Regions from separate parts of the Mus musculus genome. Here region 1 is linked to region 2. The links are chromatin loops, found by intact Hi-C in ENCODE. Cell type or tissue: heart. All regions are shown on one strand. Region 1 has its middle 22 kb from the start of Gm38996. Region 2 holds the start of Vstm2b (V-set and transmembrane domain containing 2B).

Region 1 (5,000 bases), 630 kb before region 2:
CTCAAACTCTCTTCTTGTCTTCTCTCTTAGAACTAGCTCTTCTCTCTAGTGAATGCCCACCACTCCACGAATGGATGGTACCTTAATACCAGTGATGGCTCATCTGCAGGTGGTCAATTTTAGTCCACTCACCCCTCTCCTGCTCATAGCACTCTGCTTGTGTCTGGGACATCTTGCCTCACTCCATCTCAGCTCATGTTAGTTGGGTGGAATTGATCCTGCACTGTTGCCAATGCCATATGTCACCAGAACTAGTCAGATTCTAGTTCACAACGATGGGAAATGGTGATATAGAAACCAAATAGGGTAGGTGAGGCAGAAACCCAATAGGGTAGGTTACTGACTTTTTCTTGAAATATTGGCTCAGGTATAGTTGTTCCGATGAGTTACAAGAAATTGTGCTCCCATACAACCAGCTTCAAGGGAAGCAGAAAGAGACATGAAATGGGTTCCAGGCCCTTCTATGATCTGTTAGCACCCATGCAGCCAGTCGTGTGAGTTTAAGGCTGTATCATTAATTAAGACTTATTTTTTTTCTGAGTGTGGCACTACTCTATCTGTCCACTGGTATGAATTTAGGCTCTGTCACTTGCAGAGGGAGAACTCAACCAATGACCTTGATGCATGGCGGGTACCCAAGATGTGAGTGAGGATACAGTCTACAAGGCAGACAGCTACATTCCCTTCCTCAGAGCCAAGGCTTTCATTCCTTTAAGTCTACTCATAATGAGTTCACTGGGTGGGTATGTCTGTGTGCAAGTGCCCATCCTCTGTGCTGTTTGCCTTGCTGGGCGCCTTGCTGCCTTACTGCCCTAACTCTCTCAATATCTTGGAAATTTCTTCAGAGGATGAATAGAAAACCTATACCTTAAATGATGTATCCTCACCCCAACTCCCCCTTTTTTTGTGAAAGTGTGTTTGTGTGTGTGTTATATGCAAGAGTATTGTGTGTATGGGTATGCTGTATGCATGTGTTTGTAAATATGTGTGCATATATGTGTATGGTATACATGTATGCATATGTGTAAGTATGTGTTGTGTGTGTATGTGTGTGATGTATATGCATATGCGTGCTTGTATGTGTATGTGATGTGTGTCTATTTATGTGTGACATGATGTGTACACGTGTGGTACATGGATGTTATGTGCTATGTGTGTATGTGTGTATGTATGTGGTGTGTATGTTATATGTGTATGTATCCATGCAACATGTTTGTTTGTGTGCAGGTTTATGGTGTGTGTGTGTGTGTGTGTGTGTGTGTGTGTGTGTGTGTGTGTGTGTGTGTGTGTGGAGAGAGAGAGAGAGAGAGAGAGAGAGAGAGAGAGAGAGAGAGAGAGAGAACAGTTGTCTGTTGGCCATACCTTACAACTGGATAGGAGGAAGACTAGTGTGAGGTTATGCTGCCTTGCTCACTGTGCCCTAATAATAAATACCTCCTGATAGTTAATTGTCAAATGTCCTTCTGACGACCAATTCACTGGTGGCCAAATTACAGGATGGCATTCTGAGTAATAGGAACCTCTGATAGGCTCTCCTGCATCTGTGCCCTTGAAGTTATGGTTTCTATGTGCCTAGAACATGCTGGCTGCAGCTTCCAGGTAGTGTTAGGACTGCATTGCTCTGGGGTGTGGTGCTTGAGCACCAAGACTTCAAGCAGCATCTCAGGGAGTCAGAAAACATGAGTGAGTGCTATCTGCAAGAAGGAAGCTGTTACCCACAAATTGGATGGTAGCTTTTTTTCCACTGCTGCTTTTACAAGAATCTTAGAAGCCTTTCAAGAGTGTCACTGGCTGAACAGACCTCATATGAAGTCCTGGCAAAGCCAGAAACTGAATTCCAGCATCTGGGTCCCTGGTCAAGTCTCCCTAGGCTCTTCATTCATTGACATTTGAGGCTGACAGAAATTATGACAAAGTCAGCAGGAGGTTATATCCAGGATAAGAGTAGTGAATACTGAACCTCCACAGTGCTCAGACATGTTCTAAAGTGGCAGGCCAAACTGCTATCCTCTCATGCCAGCAGCTCTTCTTGGGCCTGTTCTCAGGCCCACTAGAACAGGCAGAATCTTGAGACCCATAGCAAGAGCCCCTTTCCTCCCAGTGTCTCTAAGACATGGCTATACTCCTCATAGCATTAAGTGGGACTACACACCAGAGACTGCTTAGAGAGAGTACAGAACCAGCACTCTCTCTCTCTCTCTCTCTCTCTCTCTCTCTCTCTCTCTCTCTCTCATTTGGAAAATGTTTTGGGCACATTCAGTCAAGTGCAGATTAAATATATCCCAAATAAAAATCACATCTGCACTGAGCCTGTCATTGTCAATACTCTCTAAGCAATATAGTATAACCTCCACTCACACACTGTTTGCACCATGACTGGATTCTTAATAAGCCAAGATTACTTACAAATAAGAGAGTGGTGACAGAAGTGGGACTCAGTGGTAGAGCACTTGTCTACAACACAGAAGTCTCTGGCTTCTAACCCTAGCCATGAAAACAATAAAACTGAAATAAAATCAGCCCCAAACTAAGAGGGTGGAGTAGGGTAAGTGGAAGTGCGGTTTCTTTATGTATAAGGAGAAAGTGGAGACTACAGAGGTGTTTTCTCCATATGTGTCAGGACATCAAGGGGTGCTCTGAAACAGATCCCCAGTCATTAGTGAGGAGAGAGAATTCTGGATTAGCATTTGACTGTTCTGGATCACCTGTCTCACCCTGCTTAAAGTCTTACTTGCTGTGAGCAGTGAGTTATCCTGCTCTGCCGCCTGGTGGCTATTTGGGGTATATTCTTATCATTTTTCAGGAGATGCTGGAGTGGTACTATGACAAAATCCAGTTTCCTCCAAGTCTGTGGGAGGCTTGATTCTAGCATCCCCATTCCTCAGCCCCCCGCCTTGTCCCCAACACAACACACACTCACAAGTGCAGTCAAACACATATGCACATGCCAATCACCCCTCCTCTTGTTCCTTAAGCTGGATGTGATCATTTCCCTAACACTAAGTTCTCTGGGCCTTTCTGTGAGTACTTAGGGGTGTGGCTCTATAGAACTGTGGGTGGGGTGTGTTTATGGTGGTCCACCTAGTTGAGATGCTAGAGCTGGAATCAACAGTGGGTACTACCACCAAAGTGAGTTTGTTATAAGCTTTGGTGATGGTGTTTGAACCTAGAACCTTGCAGATATTAAGAAAAAAGTACCCAGCTCTCACTCAGATATCTTAGACTATTCAACATCTGTCAAAGTTGGACTGGACTTGATAGCTTTAGATCAAGGATGGACAAGTGAATAGGTCAAGATGGGTGCTTCTCTCAGGCTTTCTCTTGACAAAATCCATCTTCTAATTTCAGGTAACGCTATGCCCTCAATCCCCCATTATCCCCTATGGCTACAGCACAGAATCCCTCAATCAAGGCAATGGGAGATGAATTTGTTCCTCACACTTATTGTCTTTTGAGTGTTCACTTCAATTAATCCAGTGCAGTTCTCATTCAGCGACATTGCCCAGGGGATGGGTAGGTATCACCTCTGTGTGGAAAAAGCTGCAGTCTCTTTGAGGAGCAAGAACATGACTGGAGAGAGAGAGAACAAGTCAGCAAGAGCCGGCCAGGGACCTCCTGCTTTATTCCTAGATCAAATGTACAGCTGAGGGCAAGGAAGAATAGATCTGAGTGAGGCTGTACTGTTGAGCACACTTCCATCCTACCGGCCTTACGACTTTTCTGCCTGTGCCCATGACTAGATACCAACATGTGGAACCTAGAGTCAGTCTTGTGTACATTGCCATGACATGGCTTTGAGTTCCTACAAGTCCATGAGAGAAGACTTGCAATCTAACTGTGTCAAAATGCATCTGCACGGTTGGAAAAACAACAAAACAAAGGAGGAAAGGAATGGAGAAAATGAAAGGGAGGAAGGGAGGGGAGGGAGGGAGAGGGAGAGAGGCTGGCAAGTGGTTAAGAGCGCTCCTTTCTCTTTCAGAGGACCCAGCCTCAATCCTTAGAACCCACATAGCATTTACGACCTTCTGTAATGCCAGTTTGGACCTCATTTTGCCTCAATGGGTAATGCACACACATGGTACAGATACATACAGACAGACAAAATACTCATCCATATAAACAAAATAAATATATATCTTTACAAGGTGCATCTGGTCATCTTGGAAAGTCCGTGCTATTTGGGATAAGGTTCCAGCGGAGACGTGCTAGCTTAGGCACAGGACTGATGCTCAGTAGCCATCTAAGCAAACGCATCCAGGAGGGATCTAATGGGGAAAGTGTAACTAATGAAATTAAATTTGAGGAAGAAAGATGAGCTCTGCTAATGATTAATGTTCAGCTTAATAGATCAGTGGGATACGCTGGGTAGAGAAGCTGCCCAGAGGGTTCTGGTCCAGTGCCCACGCAGAGGAAGAACAAAGGGGGAACACTCGCGCTCGCACCCCCTCCGGCCGCAGCTGTTCTCTGGGGAAATACAGTTATTAATTGCTCTGAAATGTCAGCAGCTTCACTTCAAAGTAGCTGCTCCCTCGAAGATGACTTTTAATGGGAATGTTTTCTCTTCCATGTGAAACTGTACTTGGGGGAGAGGGGACAGCAGTACCTAGCACCTTTCCTGTGTACCTACTTTTTACCATGAAGACGTCAGCCCCACTCAACAGTTGTGACAGAGATGCTATAGTTCCTAGCCATGCTTTCAAGTACGTTGGACACCCATGGAGGCATAGACAAGCTTGGAGAATCCCAGTTCTGGGGAACGGACAGATGAGAGGGTAGAACCCGGAAGTTCTTAGCAGCAGTAATACCTGTAGGCCAAAGGAGCAGGAATCCACATGGTCATCTGGCAGGAACTGGCTCCAGGTTCAGAGCATTGAAGTGGGGCTGGCTGTGTGTGGCTGCTCTTAACTTTCCAAGCACATTTGCTCACCAGGAAGGGGCCACTCTCCCGAGGACATATAGCCCCCCTCCCTCCATTCCTTTCATGAAGCACCAGGGCCTGT
Region 2 (5,000 bases):
CTGCGTCCCCCGCGTAGCGCCCCCCGCCGGAGCCGCGCCGGGCCAGCCGGCAAGGAAGCTGGGCTGATTGGCGGCCGCCGGCGGCCAGGGGAGGGGGCGCCGTGCGGGGCCATGGCAGGCTCCGAGGCGTCCTAGCCGGAGCTCGAGCCGGAGCCGAGCCCAAGCTGCCGCCGCCGCCGCCTCTCCGCGCCGGGCCCCCGCCGCCGCCGCAACCCTGCGGGAGATGGAACAGCGGAACCGGCTCGGCGCCCTCGGATACCTGCTACCTCTGCTACTGCACAGCCTGCTGCTCTTCGTGGCCGACGGTGAGCGCGGGAACTTCGCGGCCGCGATGGGCTCAGGGGACCCTTTGCTAAGGCCACGGAAGTCTGCCCGCTGGCCACCGCGGAGGAGGAAAGGAAGCGGCAGGCTTTACGGTCTCCAGCAATTCGGGTGTGCAACCCAGGCTGGGAGTGGGTAGGAGCACGAGCGCAGAAGAGGGTCTCTGCAGCTGTGGCGTCCGCTTAGGGAGTCCTTTCACCCAGTCCCCGCTAAGCAGAGGAGGCCTGCAGCAAGCCAGAGTTGGCGCTTCCCAGCCCAGCTCCAGTGATACGGCCCTACCTCCCCTAAACCCTGCACGACCTGGAGGGGAGTAGCCTGCAGCAAGTGGCGGACCCCCGCTGCCACCTTTGCAGCTGCTCCCTGAACTTTGCTGGAGCCTCTCGCCCAGGGTCACTTAGTAGCTGGGGACAGGAGTGTGGGTGAGCCCAAGGCCCGGTAGCAGGAGACCGACCGCCTCAGCCTCGGGTAGCCCCAAGCTCTCCCAACCCTACCCCCACCTCGCCTATCCCCTGGTCACGCCTCTCTCTCCCGCCCCCAGCTACATTCACCGAAGTCCCCAAAGATGTAACCGTGCGAGAGGGTGACGATATCGAAATGCCCTGCGCGTTCCGGGCCAGCGGAGCCACCTCTTACTCGCTGGAGATTCAGTGGTGGTACCTCAAGGAGCCTCCCCGGGAGCTGTTACACGAGCTGGCGCTCAGCGTGCCGGGCGCCCGGAGCAAGGTAATCCGCTGCCCTTCGCTGCACCCGTGCTTACCCGACTTCTTCCAGTGGAAGTGAGGGGTACCTCCACAGGGCGCTGCCCTGTCGCTCAGCCACCTCCCGTCCTCTGTATCTCCACAGTATTGACAAAGTAAACGGATGTCCCCGGATGCTATAGGTTCTTTATCACTCTTTCCCCTTCTCGCCCAGCCCCTGAAAACCTACACACACCTGGCCCAATTTTCCTGCTCATGCAAGCTAGCTTTGGGACTATACTCTGATGGGTGCTAGCGTGAGAAAAAAAGCAGATCACTTGATTCTGGCAGGCTCTCTTCTGCCACTCTGGGGTCCCAGGGCCAAGGAGTTCAGCTCCTTCAGATTGTGTTTATGTGGTAGAGAAGAGGGTACTAGAGCATGGTAGCCAGCAGGTCACTCACCTCTAGCTTCCATAGGGTCTGAGAAACAGCTCCACCCTCAGTGGCTGGAATACTTTACAACCTGCCCCATAGCTCACACCATCATTTACACACCCACCTACCTACAGTGTCCCCAGAATCCCACTCAGTGTTCCTGTTCTCATCCTCCTCTGGCACGTATCCACATACCAGACTGTCAAGGCCTTCATGATGTTGGACCTTCCATCCAGTGTTCGGTTCCAAGTGGAGAATTTAGAGGAAATGATGAGGTCCCCTTGGCTGTCCAGCATCCCCACTCTCCCAAGCAGACAGGTGTGTATGGGGCAGCCACTCCTCAGCCAAATGGTTTTAGCCAGGAAACCTACTTTTCTCTTGGCGCACTGCAGGAATCCTAATGTATTTGGTACCCTTCGCCATGCCACACCTCAGGCATGTCAAACCCCAGCTCACCTGCAGAAAGTATCCTTGTCAAAGACAGGTCAGAGGTTTCCGTGCACAAAAATGTCAACAGCTTAATTTCATAATCAATCAATTAATATCTCTGTCCCTTCCTCCCTCTCTCCCCCCTCCCTCCCTCCCTCCCTCCCTCCTTCCTTCCCTCCCCGCTCGCTCCGTTCCTTCCTCTTCCTCCCCCTTCCTTTCTCCCTTTCTCTCTCTTCATTTTAGGTAACAAATAAGGATGCAACTAAAATCAGCGTAAGTGTGGAGACCAGCGTGGGCCGCGGGAGACCCCTTCTGGCCGCTTCGCGCCCCGCAGCTCCCTCCCCTTTAGAAAGCCTCTTTCGCCGAGCCATGCGGAGCTCTACTACCACTGGGGTGTATTGTGGGCTCCTTGGCGTATCTGGGCGCCATCTGTCGCTAGTAGAGGGATTAGATTGTCTTTTGTGTAAATTAAGGGTCCAAATCCAAGTCTCACATGATACTTACCAGTAAAACACAACTTCCTCTGCACCACGCGCTCAGGGACCTGGAGAACATCTGCCCTTACCTTCTCTGCTGTCATTTCTTACAAGACCTCGAGCGAGCATGACTTCTTGCTCAGGCTGCGTGGCACTCCAGCTTCCCACCCCCTTCCGCCCCACTTCGCACAAGCGTTAGGCTTGCCAGGAGCACCCTCCACTCAGACATCTCCTTCTCCTTGGGTGACATTGTTAAGTGCTCCGGGGGTGAGTGTCTTTTGCAGTCAAGGGGCATGGGGTTTATAACACTGGAGCATGGAAATAGCAGGGATTGAAAACAACCAAATCCTCTTCGAGGGTCCTGATTAGAGGTCAGGGCTTTTCCCGGTGTTCGGTGAGAGTTCCCTTAAGATTTCCACCATGCCTGAGAGAAAGAAGGATTTGTTGAGGCTGTTAACAAGTGGTCAGTCCTAAATGACAGGGCAGGACAGGTGTAGTTGTGCATCCTACAGGCAAGATGGACACATCCCAGGTGCTCTGAGCTTTAAATAAATGTGAATGTGATTTGGGGTATATGTAGGATAGCCCCAGAGCAGTTAGCTTAGGCTTTTAGGTATAGGAAGGATGTGGATAATTAGCCTCATATAGCCCCAGCCAGAAATTTCTTGCTAGCTGTGGAGTAAAGTTCGATCCAAAGGGACAATAAGCAAGAGTAAATGTGAGATGAGATGGCTGGGAAATTGGGACCCAACACCGTGCACTCTGCAACAAGGTGTCCAGGCAGAAATAAGAGCCATGTGCCACTAGCAAGATGTATTGGGGTGTTAGGAAATACTGGGATTGGATGGTAATTTGGCACAGTGATAGCGGAGCTGAGAGCCCAATGGTGTGGGCTCACTAAAGGTGTGGCGCCCAATGGTCAGACCTCTAACAGGGCTGTTTTGCAGACCGTGCGAGTCCAGGGCAATGACATCTCACACCGGCTTCGGCTGTCCGCCGTACGATTGCAGGACGAAGGTGTTTATGAATGTCGCGTTTCGGACTACAGCGATGATGACACTCAGGAGCACAAGGCCCAGGCATTGCTGCGTGTGCTATCGCGCTTCGCGCCGCCCAACATGCAAGCTGCAGAGGCAGTGTCCCACATTCAGAGCAGCGGCCCGCGTCGCCACGGAGCCTCCAGTGCTGTCAGCTCCAACAACGCAGGCGCTGCTGTCCGCACCACCTCTGAAACCAGCCACGATGACAAGAACCCACCTCCTGGGAGCCCTCCCGCTGGATCAGGAGTTCCTGAGGCCGCCGCTGCCGCTGCCTCCGCGACCCACACAGCCACCACAACTGCTGCTGCAGCTGCTGCTTCTTCATCAGCATCACCACCATCAGGGCAGGCTGTCCTTCTGCGCCAGAGGCACGGCTCCGGTAAGGGCAGGCCCCAAAGGGGTTTTGCATGCCCGGTGGAGAGGGAGGTTAGCAGCCAGTACATCAGCAGCGCTAGATAGCTTTATTGTAACAGCAGTTGTGTGCGCCAGAAGCATCTTTTCTGCTGTGCCTTTCTGGTGTTCTCTGAGCTTTTTCCCAGTCTTGACTCTTAAAGGGTTTGAGCATCCTATCAAGTATATTCATAACTCAGCGGGCTGCTCTGCTTGACACTGAGGCTGGGTTGTGAGGTTGTGTGGTTGCTCTCTCGGACAGCATTGAGAACTGTACTCTCAGATCCCCAAGTTTGGACAGATATTCCCCAGGTGGGGTATTCCTCTTGAAAGAAGCAGTGAAAACAAGCTGTTGTCCCTCTTTGCCGATTGGTGACTTTGAATTGTCTTGTAAGTTGCAGGAAGGTTGGCTAGGTAGCCTTTGCTAAGTGGCTTCTAGGTGTGGCTTTACACAAGCTGTAAATTTTGTATGCACATCAGAGTTCCAGTTCTCCATGGTTCCAGAGGGAATGGAGCCCTGTATCACACTTATGAAGGCACAAGGAGGCTGATACCCGTTTTCCTAGGACTAGGGATGCAAAGAGTTGAGGTGAGGGGTTGTCAGAATAGAAGACCAGAAAAGTGAGCTGCTGCTCTGGTAACAAGACCCTGGGGGTGTTAACATAGCAGTAATGAGGGTTTCAGGAGGCCCAGAAAAAGCAGAAACTTCTGTGCCAAATAGCCCTTCTCTCAACATGGCTCCCCTCTTCAATCCAACTCAGAGGAACACTATCTTCAGTGCTCACTCCTAGTATCTGATTTTAAATAATTCACCCCCTGCCTGGAACCCCCTACTCAGTATTGTATAATGCACATTCCCCATGAAAGAAATCTCTACTTGGATTACAACATGAAAGTCTAGGGGAGACACATGGTACCGATGGGATAGGGCATGCTGTCGTACACCCAGCTTGGCTGTTCTCAAAGTGTATCAACGGCTGCTAGCTACGGATACAGGCTCCTGGACGGTCCTCACTGAGTTCAAGATGACAGGCCTCACATCATTATGTATCCTATCCTCTTTCTGATCCTTAAACCTTTGAACCTTTGGAAGTAGCTGGTCCATTCTGACCATCAGTTTAGCCTAGTTGCTGCCTTAGTTACTCCCTGCTGTGGGAGTACAGCACTGTCTCCTCCCCTCTTTGGGAGATTTCTTTGCCTGTCTCCCTCAGGAGAGCTGGTGCTAGGTCTCC

The links. Peaks named below come from ENCODE experiments on the same cell type or tissue, not always from the same donor. Only the 100,000 strongest peaks of a DNase experiment are listed, where the experiment ranks them.
Region 1: a loop joins it to region 2, with 5 times the contacts of the local background. A loop is called at or near these places in 6 of 42 quality-filtered maps.

What each region holds. Positions count from the first base shown.
Region 1 is chr7:40,270,870-40,275,869 of GRCm38, forward strand. No RefSeq gene overlaps it. Among named protein-coding and RNA genes, the nearest start is that of Gm38996, 22 kb to the right of the region's middle. In heart, a CTCF peak has its summit at 2,765 (motif pointing left); no DNase peak of the experiment used is centred here.
Region 2 is chr7:40,899,145-40,904,144 of GRCm38, forward strand. Vstm2b (V-set and transmembrane domain containing 2B) reads left to right here and starts at 134. Exons shown (of 5, transcript NM_021387.3): 1 at 134-305; 2 at 860-1,044; 3 at 2,106-2,135; 4 at 3,286-3,757. The coding sequence starts at 224. In heart, a CTCF peak has its summit at 2,184 (motif pointing left); no DNase peak of the experiment used is centred here; H3K4me3 peaks cover 2,020 bases; H3K27ac peaks cover 804 bases; H3K27me3 peaks cover 4,933 bases.